2 separate regions of the Homo sapiens genome follow, and region 1 is linked to region 2. Evidence: read pairs that join two places in POLR2A ChIA-PET (ENCODE). Cell type or tissue: PC-9. All regions are shown on one strand. Links, peaks and the distances in the headings refer to the core of each region. The heading gives the core; the rest is flanking DNA.

The links. ChIA-PET counts read pairs that join two places held together with the same protein. Peaks named below come from ENCODE experiments on the same cell type or tissue, not always from the same donor. Only the 100,000 strongest peaks of a DNase experiment are listed, where the experiment ranks them.
Region 1: POLR2A ChIA-PET joins it to region 2 with 9 read pairs; 7 of 35 experiments call an interaction of 5 or more read pairs at or near these places.

What each region holds. Positions count from the first base shown.
Region 1 is chr9:133,076,306-133,080,690 of GRCh38, forward strand. No RefSeq gene overlaps it. Among named protein-coding and RNA genes, the nearest start is that of CEL, 17 kb to the left of the region's middle. In PC-9, for the core only: no CTCF peak of the experiment used is centred there; no DNase peak of the experiment used is centred there; H3K27me3 peaks cover 3,495 bases.
Region 2 is chr9:133,131,354-133,135,738 of GRCh38, forward strand. It overlaps a transcript of RALGDS not described here. Among named protein-coding and RNA genes, the nearest start is that of RALGDS, 12 kb to the left of the region's middle. RefSeq lists enhancers at 1,357-1,901, 2,616-2,905. In PC-9, for the core only: no CTCF peak of the experiment used is centred there; DNase peaks (open chromatin) are centred at 2,618 and 4,178; H3K4me3 peaks cover 495 bases; H3K27ac peaks cover 2,197 bases.

The DNA.
Region 1 (4,385 bases), core at 247-4,246, 55 kb before region 2:
TTTTTCCCCACTTCAAGTCCTTTTATAAAAGAAGTTTAATAGAAGGCCTCACTATTACTTAATTCTGCGTCAAGAGACAAGTTTTCTTCTTTGGGCAAAGGTTGATATTTATGCAGAGCCGTCAGCTGAGTGGTAGTTTGCCTAGCTACTATTGCCTCTATAGCTGATTGAATGCTTCTAGCAAGGAGAGGTAAGAGACAAAGGAGTATTAGGCAACTTCCTAGTACAGCCAGAACTACTGCTATTAAAGTCTTGAACCCTCTGAAAAATGAAAACCAGTCTCCAAAGAGAGAATCTGGAGACCACCCTTTCCAAGTTTGAACTGGAACATGGGCGAATTTTCTCATTCTTGCAGTTATTCCTATAATTGCCTTTCCATTGTCATCAATTTCCAGGCAGCAATTAGTTCGATTGAACTTTCCACATCCTCCTCCTTCCTGGGCGAGGAGGCAGTCTAAAGCTAATCTATTTTGATAGATAGCATTCCTCATTTTTGTAGATTGCTGGGCTAATAGATCTAAAGCCCTTGCTGTTTAATTAGTGATGATCTCAAGCACTATCTATAACCTCATGATGCAGTTAAGCATGTAAATAGGAGACCAGTAACCCCATGAGCCATCGTCCCCCACCAGGTAGCTGGCCCATAGTAGTGAATTATTCTCTCAGGGGGCCATTCATCATCTTTCCAGTCCCCTATGGCTGTGTCTTTCTTTACGCTCCTTCTATATCTTTCTCTCTTCTCATCATAGACAGGATACTCTAAGGCTTCTCCTTGTCTTAGAGGGATTAAGAAGAAAGACGGCCTAATTGTTCCAAGTACACAGGCCCCTGTCCATTTGGCTGGTAGCTGTCGGTAGGCCCGTGGCCCACAGATCCGATAGAGACCAGAGGGTGCTTGCCAGGTATTTGGAGCTTCAAGCTGATACCAGGTGTGGTTTAGAGCAGAGAAACGGGAGAATGGATTTGGATGAGGTGGTTTGGGACTATCTTTGCCGCGCCATAAAGTTTTTCCTAATTTTTTAACATGTTTCTGTTCCAAACATGTTAATTCCCCTACTGGGTCTGTAGAAGTTTTTCCCTAGCAAGCAATACAGTATTTCCCGATAATAGAAGTTTTTAAGAGCCAGACGCTTGAACTTGTGGGAGTCAGTTTGCAGGAAGGGTCAGTCAGAGTAAAGTTATTTTGAGGCATTAACTCTTTTGCTTCCCAAGGCCATTGGTCTCCCATGTTTGTCCCTCCACAAACATAACATGAGGAGATGCCTAGGCTGCCAGCAATGTTTTCAGCCATCTGAGCAAATAGGTTTTTGGCTAAAGGGGGAGGCTCGGCAACTTTTGATTTATGTGCTCATAGAATGACTTAAAGACTCGGAATTGCTGCTGGGATGACTTCTTGGTTTGAGTCCTCTTTATGATATATAAATTTACTTTAGCTTTTTGACTGCTGCTTTGTAATGCCATGGAGTAACCTGTAGTCCATATAGGTAGATCCGGCTCTAAGATAGTAAGATTTACAGGATTGCAAGTGCTTGTCTTACAGTCCGGTTTTGCTGGCGCTTTGATGAGCAAGATTGGCTTTAGCCTCAGTGATGATCGGTCAGTGAACTGTGTTGTGCGGTTCCAGCAAGCTATTGCTAGGGCCTTGGAGGGGCAAACAGGGTATGCACATACAATTTTGTACTGGCAGTTTGTACAGTACCCTGTAGGACCAGAGATTGTGAGATAGGTTGGGTTCACGGATGTTAACTGACAAATATCAAAGTATATGGCTATAGCCCCCCCTGGGGGGTAGAGGCTTGGCTTTGATTTATAAGACTTCCTTTCTTTGACTCAGTATGAACCTCAAACCAAGTCCTAGGTAAAGACTTAGAAGGTCATAGCATATATAAGGCTGGCCATTTCCTGGGTCACAAATTGAATAGGTGATCCGATTGTAAGTACAAGTTCCTAGGTGAGTCCCTGTACACTCCTAATAAGTATAGAATAATAGAGTCCTAGTTATACTGTTTCCTGACCCTGTAGTGTGTGTACAATGGGGACACTTTCTAAGGGTACTTATTTTAACATGGTCAAGGGGGGTGATAACAGCAAAACAATGTACAGCGTATTCATATCCAGCAAGGACAGAAGAGGGCCTTGCCTGGGGGAGGAGATTGAGCACAGCAACGGAACAATAGTAAAACAGTTAGTATTATAAGGAAGACTACTAGTCCTAAGATTTCTAACCACATTTACTTGCTTGACGAGTCCTCAAGCTTCGGCCGTGCGTAGACTAGTCAGCTTCGGGTGTGTGACTAGAGCGGGGCTTGTCTCCTTAAGCTTCAGCCGTGCGTTGACTGGTCAGCCTCACGAGTGACCAGAGCAGGGTGATCGTCCTCAGCAGCAGCTTGTTGTCTTCTCAGGATCAGCTGGGTTGGATGATCTGTGTCCTGCTGGCTGGTCCACTCGTCCTGAGCTGCCGGTTTCAGCCGACTGTGGTGGATCCAAGACATAACACCTGCAACTTTAACAGCAACGGGAGTGGACAAGATGACAGTACAGGGCCCACCCCATATGGGTCCTAGAGAAGTTGGATTCCACTTTTTAACCCAAACAGAGTCTCCAGATTTAAAGGGGCACACTGGTCTATCAGGCTTACAGGCATCCTTTCTTGTACCCAGCCATGGACCTCTTGCATGGCTATTCCTAAAGCCTGCATTTGCTTTCTTAAGGTTAATTCCTCTAGTTCCTGGAGATCACCTTTAATTTGACCTATGATTTGGGGTTGGCCAACTGAACAAAACCTCATAGGGTAAATACTCAGTTTGTTTGGTGGGGGTGCACCTGTCTCGGAGGAGGACCATAGGCAAAACCTGAACTTATCTCAGATGAGCTTCCTGGCAATATTTCTTCAGTAGCTGCTTGAGTGTCCACTTCATGCGTTCCACTTTTCCTCAACTATGCAGCCAATAGGCTGTGTGTAACTTCCATTTTATTTTTAACAGTCTTGTTAAATCTCGTACTATTTCAGCTACAAATGCCGGCCCATTGTCTGACTGTAAAGATAGAGGCAGTCCAAACCTGGGGATAATATCTTTTAACAGTACTTTAGTCATTTGTCGTGCTTTTTCTGTCCTGGTGGGGAAAGCTTCAACCTATCCTGAAAAAGATGCAAATAAACACTAGAATATACCGATAGCTTCTGGCACGGGGCATTTCGTTTAAGTCTATAAGGAAGTTTTCACAAGGCATGGCTCCTTCTCCTGTTCTGTTTCCCAGAGGAGGGGTTCCTTTTCTCCTCTTTTTGTAACTTCATATAATAGCTCAGCCATCAGCGAGAAATCTGGAATCCAGATACGGCAGAATCCTGCTGCCTTCAACTTCTAATGTGACCACAGACTCCTGGAGGCCCAGTGAGAAGGAGCCCGGTCTGTCCTAGTCCTCACATCCTTCAGCTCCTGCCAGCCCAATCAGATTAGTATCTGGTTCCTCTAAGGTATGGCAGCCCTTGGCCAATGGCCTCTTTGTCTCACGGCCTTGGCCATTTCCCTCATTGCCTTCTGGACATTCATCCTTCCAGTGCCCCCTTTTTTTTTTTTTTTTTTTTTTTTTTTTGCATCTCTCACATTGATCCCTCTCTAGCCTTGGTCAGCTCTTAAATCCTTGTCTAACTTGACCTCTTCCACGTCCACATCTGCGTCCACATCCTCTCACATGGCTAATTTCTCTTTCTATAAGGGCTGCTGCCAACAGATCCGCCTTTTTCTTAAGCCTTTCATCTGCTTCCTTTTCCCTTCCTTAGTTCTCCTGCTCCTGCAGTCGGCTGGCAGGGCTGGGCAAGGACAAACCTGAATATAAAATTCAGTGTGTCTGCTGCCCACCAGTCCTTTATGCTTGGAGAAGAGAGAGATGTTTCTCTTTTTCCTCTCTTCTATCTATTAAACCTCCGCTCCTAAAGTCCTCGTGTTTGTCCCTGTCCTAAATTTTCCTGGTGCATGACGACAAACCCCGGGTATGTAGACCAGACAATGTAGCCGCTTCAAGGGATTTGAGTGAGGAAGGAATGAATCAATGGAGCCCAGGGGGGTTTTAGAGCATTCAAACTATTCAGGATGATACTATGGGGACCAAGGGAGAGCTTTCCCCTTCTCCCTCTGAAGGACCACTGAAAAATCACTGACAGATTGTCTCATAGGAGAAAAGCATACATATTTGTTTAATGCGTATACACGGGAGCCTTTGAAATGGAGACCCAACTTCTCAACAGAGTACAGAGCTTAGATACCATCTTGAGGTTCCACAAAGAATGTGGGCTCAGAGCATGGCCAAAACTAGGTTAGGGGCTGGGCGCAGTGGCTCACAACTGTCATCCCAGCACTTTGGGAGGCTGAGGCGGGCAGATCACT
Region 2 (4,385 bases), core at 324-4,323:
ACCTCCCTGTACTCACCCTGTGGCCAGAACAAGTCACCTCCACTAAAATCCCTCCACCATTTCTGTCCCACCCAGAAGAGAATCCCAAGTCCTCACCTGCCCACAGCCCCCTCCTACTAACTCCAGCTGCCAGTGTCCTCTGCTGGGAACCATGTTCTTCCCCCTTGGTCTCAGGACTCGGCCCCCAGTCAGAGCAGCCTTCTCCAACACCCCTGTCTTAATGCAGCAACACCATCCCTGCCCCAGCCACCCATTCCCTGTTCTTTTTCATCTGGCACACTTCCTCCTCTGTGCCAGGCTCCAAGGCCCTGTCCCCTGGGAAAGTCAGGCATCACCACTGGCCTCTCTTGCGCACAGTGACTCAACCTTGACCTTCGAGGAACAGTAGAGCCAACCAGGCTGTGAATTGGTCAGCCCAGGACTGAAATTCTGATCCCCAGGGACTCTGGAACCCTGGGCCAATGATTTAGCATCTCTGGGCCTTAGTTTGCTCCTTATAAAATGGGCACAAGGGCGCTGGAGGATTCCACAAGAACTCAGCATGGGCTCGGCTCATGGCCGTGCTTGGCGGATGTGCAATGATCATTTCCAGTGGGGATTGAGGAGTTCAGGTGCCAAAGGGTTACATGCCTGCCCCGGTGCCAGGCACATAACAGACATTTGATCAATGTTGGTGGATGCTGCCCCTGTGCCAGGAGTGCCATAGCCTGACTCCATCCCTGGCAGCAAGGTCCAGATGGCAGTCCGGGGTCTGCCCAGTGCTCAGAGTGTGGCTTGTAACTGGATCCTAGCAGATAGCTTGGAAATGTTTGCTGATGTAGAAGCACACACAGATGGGTACTGCAAGGCAGGCCCGGTCCCGGGAGAGGGGACCAGCGAAGAGGTCACTGTCTGGGTACACACTATTAACGGGAGAGACGCCCTGTGCAGACAGGCAGGATCTGGGTGAGGCAGGCGGCAGGGGTTGGTATCCGAGCAGGGATCCGAGGCTGTCCCCAGCCTCGGCCTCTCACCCCGGTGTTGCTGACTGCCTGGCCATGTGACTGTGGGCATTGTGTGGTGTGGTTCGGCTGCCACTCCAGGTTTAACAGGGAGCTTACCACGTGGTTTGAGGGGGTGGGGAGGGCTTTCCCTGAGCCTCGGTTTCCTTGTCTGCAAAGTGTGACCTCGCAGCCTAGCCCCGTAGAAGGGCTCAGTGGCCGAGAAGGTGTTTCCTACAGTGTGCGCATGTTTGGTTGGGTGGGGGGCTTAAAGAGGCCCTGGAAAGAAGCGCTCAACTTTCTTTTTTTCTTTTTTTTTTGTTTGAGACGGAGTCTCGCTCTGTCACCCAGGCTGGAGTGCAGTGGCGCCATCTCGGCTCACTGCAACCTCCGACTCCCGGGTTCAAGCGAGTCTCCTGTCTCAGCCTCCCGAGTAGCTGGGATAACAGGCATGCGGCACCACGCCCAGCTAATTTTTGTATTTTTAGTAGAGATGGGGTTTTACATGTTGGCCAGGATGGTCTCAAACTCCTGACGTCGAGATCCGCCCGCCTTGGCCTCCCAAAATGCTGGGATTACAGGCGTGAGCCACCGTGCCTGGCCAGAAGCGCTCAACTTTCATAGTGGGGGTGGGGGACCAGTAGGGAAGTGGCAGGGAACCAGGCCACCCTGCTGGTGTGTTTGTGAGCTAATGCCTTTGCTTGGACAAGCAGCTCCCGGGTACCAGGCCCTCTGCAGGGCCTTGCATCTCTCACACAAGCTTTCTGTGCTATTCTTGAATAGCCCACTCCAGCCCAGCTTCCCAAGCCTGTTACCCCCATATCTCCCCTGCCCCCACCTCCAGCACAGGTCAGCCTGGCCTCAGGGCCTAATCCTGGGGCTCCTCCTTTCGGAGCCAGGGTGGGCAGGGCTACCCGGGGCAGTGGGCACTGAGCTTGCTGGAAAGGCCATCGAGGGACTGCTGACACAGTCAGGCTGCAGGAGGAGCAGCACCAGCTGCCACGCAGAAATGCAGGAGTCCCGAGGAGGTGGTGCTGGCAGGAGGGGAGCAGCAGGGCCATGCACCCCTCCTCCCACCCACGTGGTCCCTGGCCCTGCCTCTGCCGCCAGCCTGGGGGAGAGCAGGGTCTTTGTTCCCTGCTGGCCAGGCCGCCACGTGATGCGCCACATCACTGTCACTGCCTGGAACGAAGACTGCCATGGACAGCCGAGGCGCTGGGGCCTGGGGGTGAGGCCAGTTGGAGGAGCTCCACCTGCAGCCTCCCCACCGCAACTCTGGCTGCCTTCAGGAGCTGGGCCTAGTGAGGGCCATACATGGCACAAACATTTCCAGCTACTGTGCATGAAGCTTACGACGACCCTGACCCCAGGCTTCTCCCAGGACACACGACCTACCAGTGGTCCCACGATGCTCTGCCCAGCACGCCGGGTGGCCTGGGATAATGCACCTGGCCACACACACAAGCCCAGGCTAGCAAAACCCAACCCACAGGCACCTTTCTAGGTAGGGGCAGGCCCTGGCTGGGTGTGAGGCCCATTGTTTACAAACACTGTGCAGCTGTCGCTAGGAGCTGTGACTCAGAGCCAGAGCAGTGACTCCTCGCGAAGCTGTTTACTCGGCACCACATCCTGTCCAGGAAGCAGATAGCAGAGGCCGAGGCCTGGCTTTTGCTCCTCTTTCCTGCTGCTAACTTGACTCAGGGAGCTGCTGGCCAGACTCGGTGTCCAGCTGGGGGGACACTCCAGCTCCCCTCCCCCTGGCTTCTGGGAACCTGAGGCCCCGTCAAGTCGCTCAACACACATTCAGGCCCAGCCGGCTCTGCTAGGTAGTGATGCTGTGGTCGTGCAGGAGACAGATCCTGCCCCTGGAGGCTGCACCTATGCCTGGCATCCCCTCCCTCTTTGGCTCTGACTAGGAGACTCCCAGGGACGGGGGCATCACTGACACCTGTCACTGTGCAGCCCAGAGGCAAATTCTTGCCACGTTCAGAAGCCTGGCAGGCAGGATCAACTCCTGACACCCCTTCGTACCCTAGAGCCTAGTCTGGCGCCGCCTTTAGCACACCTCAATGGGGACAAAGCACTTTTCCAGACAGCCTCTGCCAGAAAGATGAGGCCACAGTCATCATCTCTGTTGTAAAACTGAGAAAACTGAGGCCCAGAGAGGGCGAACAACTTGCCTGATGTCACACAGCGTGTCAGTGCCAAGGCAGGGTGTAAGTCCGGCCCCCAAGGCTGCTTGCTTTCCTCTACTCTGTTCCAAATTAAGGATCACAAGTAGATTTGTTCCAGGCAGCACACAGACTTGACGCTGCTGGGACCCTGTCCCTGGGGTGGGTGGTCTGTCCCCTGTAGGAGGCCTAGGCTGGGGACTCTGACTTCCATTTCTGCTGATCACTGCTGCCTCCAACCTGGCGCCTAAACCAGAGTCAACAACCCTCTGATAATTTCTACTACGCACTGCCATGCCAATGCGGGTATCATTTCACCATCATGATATGTGACGCAGGTTTTGCAGGTGAGTTTGAGGATGAAGCTCAGAGATGGCACAAAGCTCATCCAAAGCCACACAGCAGAGCAGGGCTTCCAATCCTGTCTGACTCTCAGGTTTGCGCTCCCAGTCACTCCTTCCTGCAAACTCCTAGCAGGAAGACTCTTTATGACTTTTCATAAAGAGTCAAAGGTGATTTTATCCTCACGGTGCCCTTCTAAGTTCAGGGTGCAAGTATCTCAATGACCTCCAGTTCACAGGAGGGCCCCTGTGTGTGGTGGGGAGGCAGAGCCGCAGAATGACTTGTGGAAGGCTACACACCCCAGTGGGGAGGACCTTTCCCCTGCTCCAGGCTAGGGAGACCCGGGGACTCCCAGGAGCAGCAGAGCCACAGGACACACCTGCCAAGGCATGTGGAAGGTGGGCCACCCTGGAGTGGGGAGAGAAAGGCAAAGAGGGGCTGTGCTTATTTTGGCAGTTGGGGCTTGGCACCACCCCAGGCAGGACAGTAATTCAGCAACTGGCTGATTCACCCACCGCAGGGCTCCCCTGCACTGGCTGCCTGCCCGCCGGCCCCTATTACCAGCCCACTGAGTCACGCAGGTTGCCAAGAAGCTGAGGATCCAAGAATCCAGGCCCTGCCCCAGCCGCTCCCATTGGCTTTGAGCCCAGCAGGACCCAGCCCTGCCAAGGGCACCGCAGCTCCCCTCCCCAACCCTGCCTGCCCCCAGGTCCAGCTCCAGGAGGAACCCAACGTCTAACTGTAAGGATCCAAGCAGTGGCTGGGAGCTGGGGCCTACAGTGTCAGGAGTCTTGGGCCAAACCCTCATCCTGTCACTTCCTGGCTGGGTGGAGCTGGGTGAGCCAGGCAGGTTCCTTTCCCTTGCTGAGCCTTGGTTCTAGCCCATCAACAG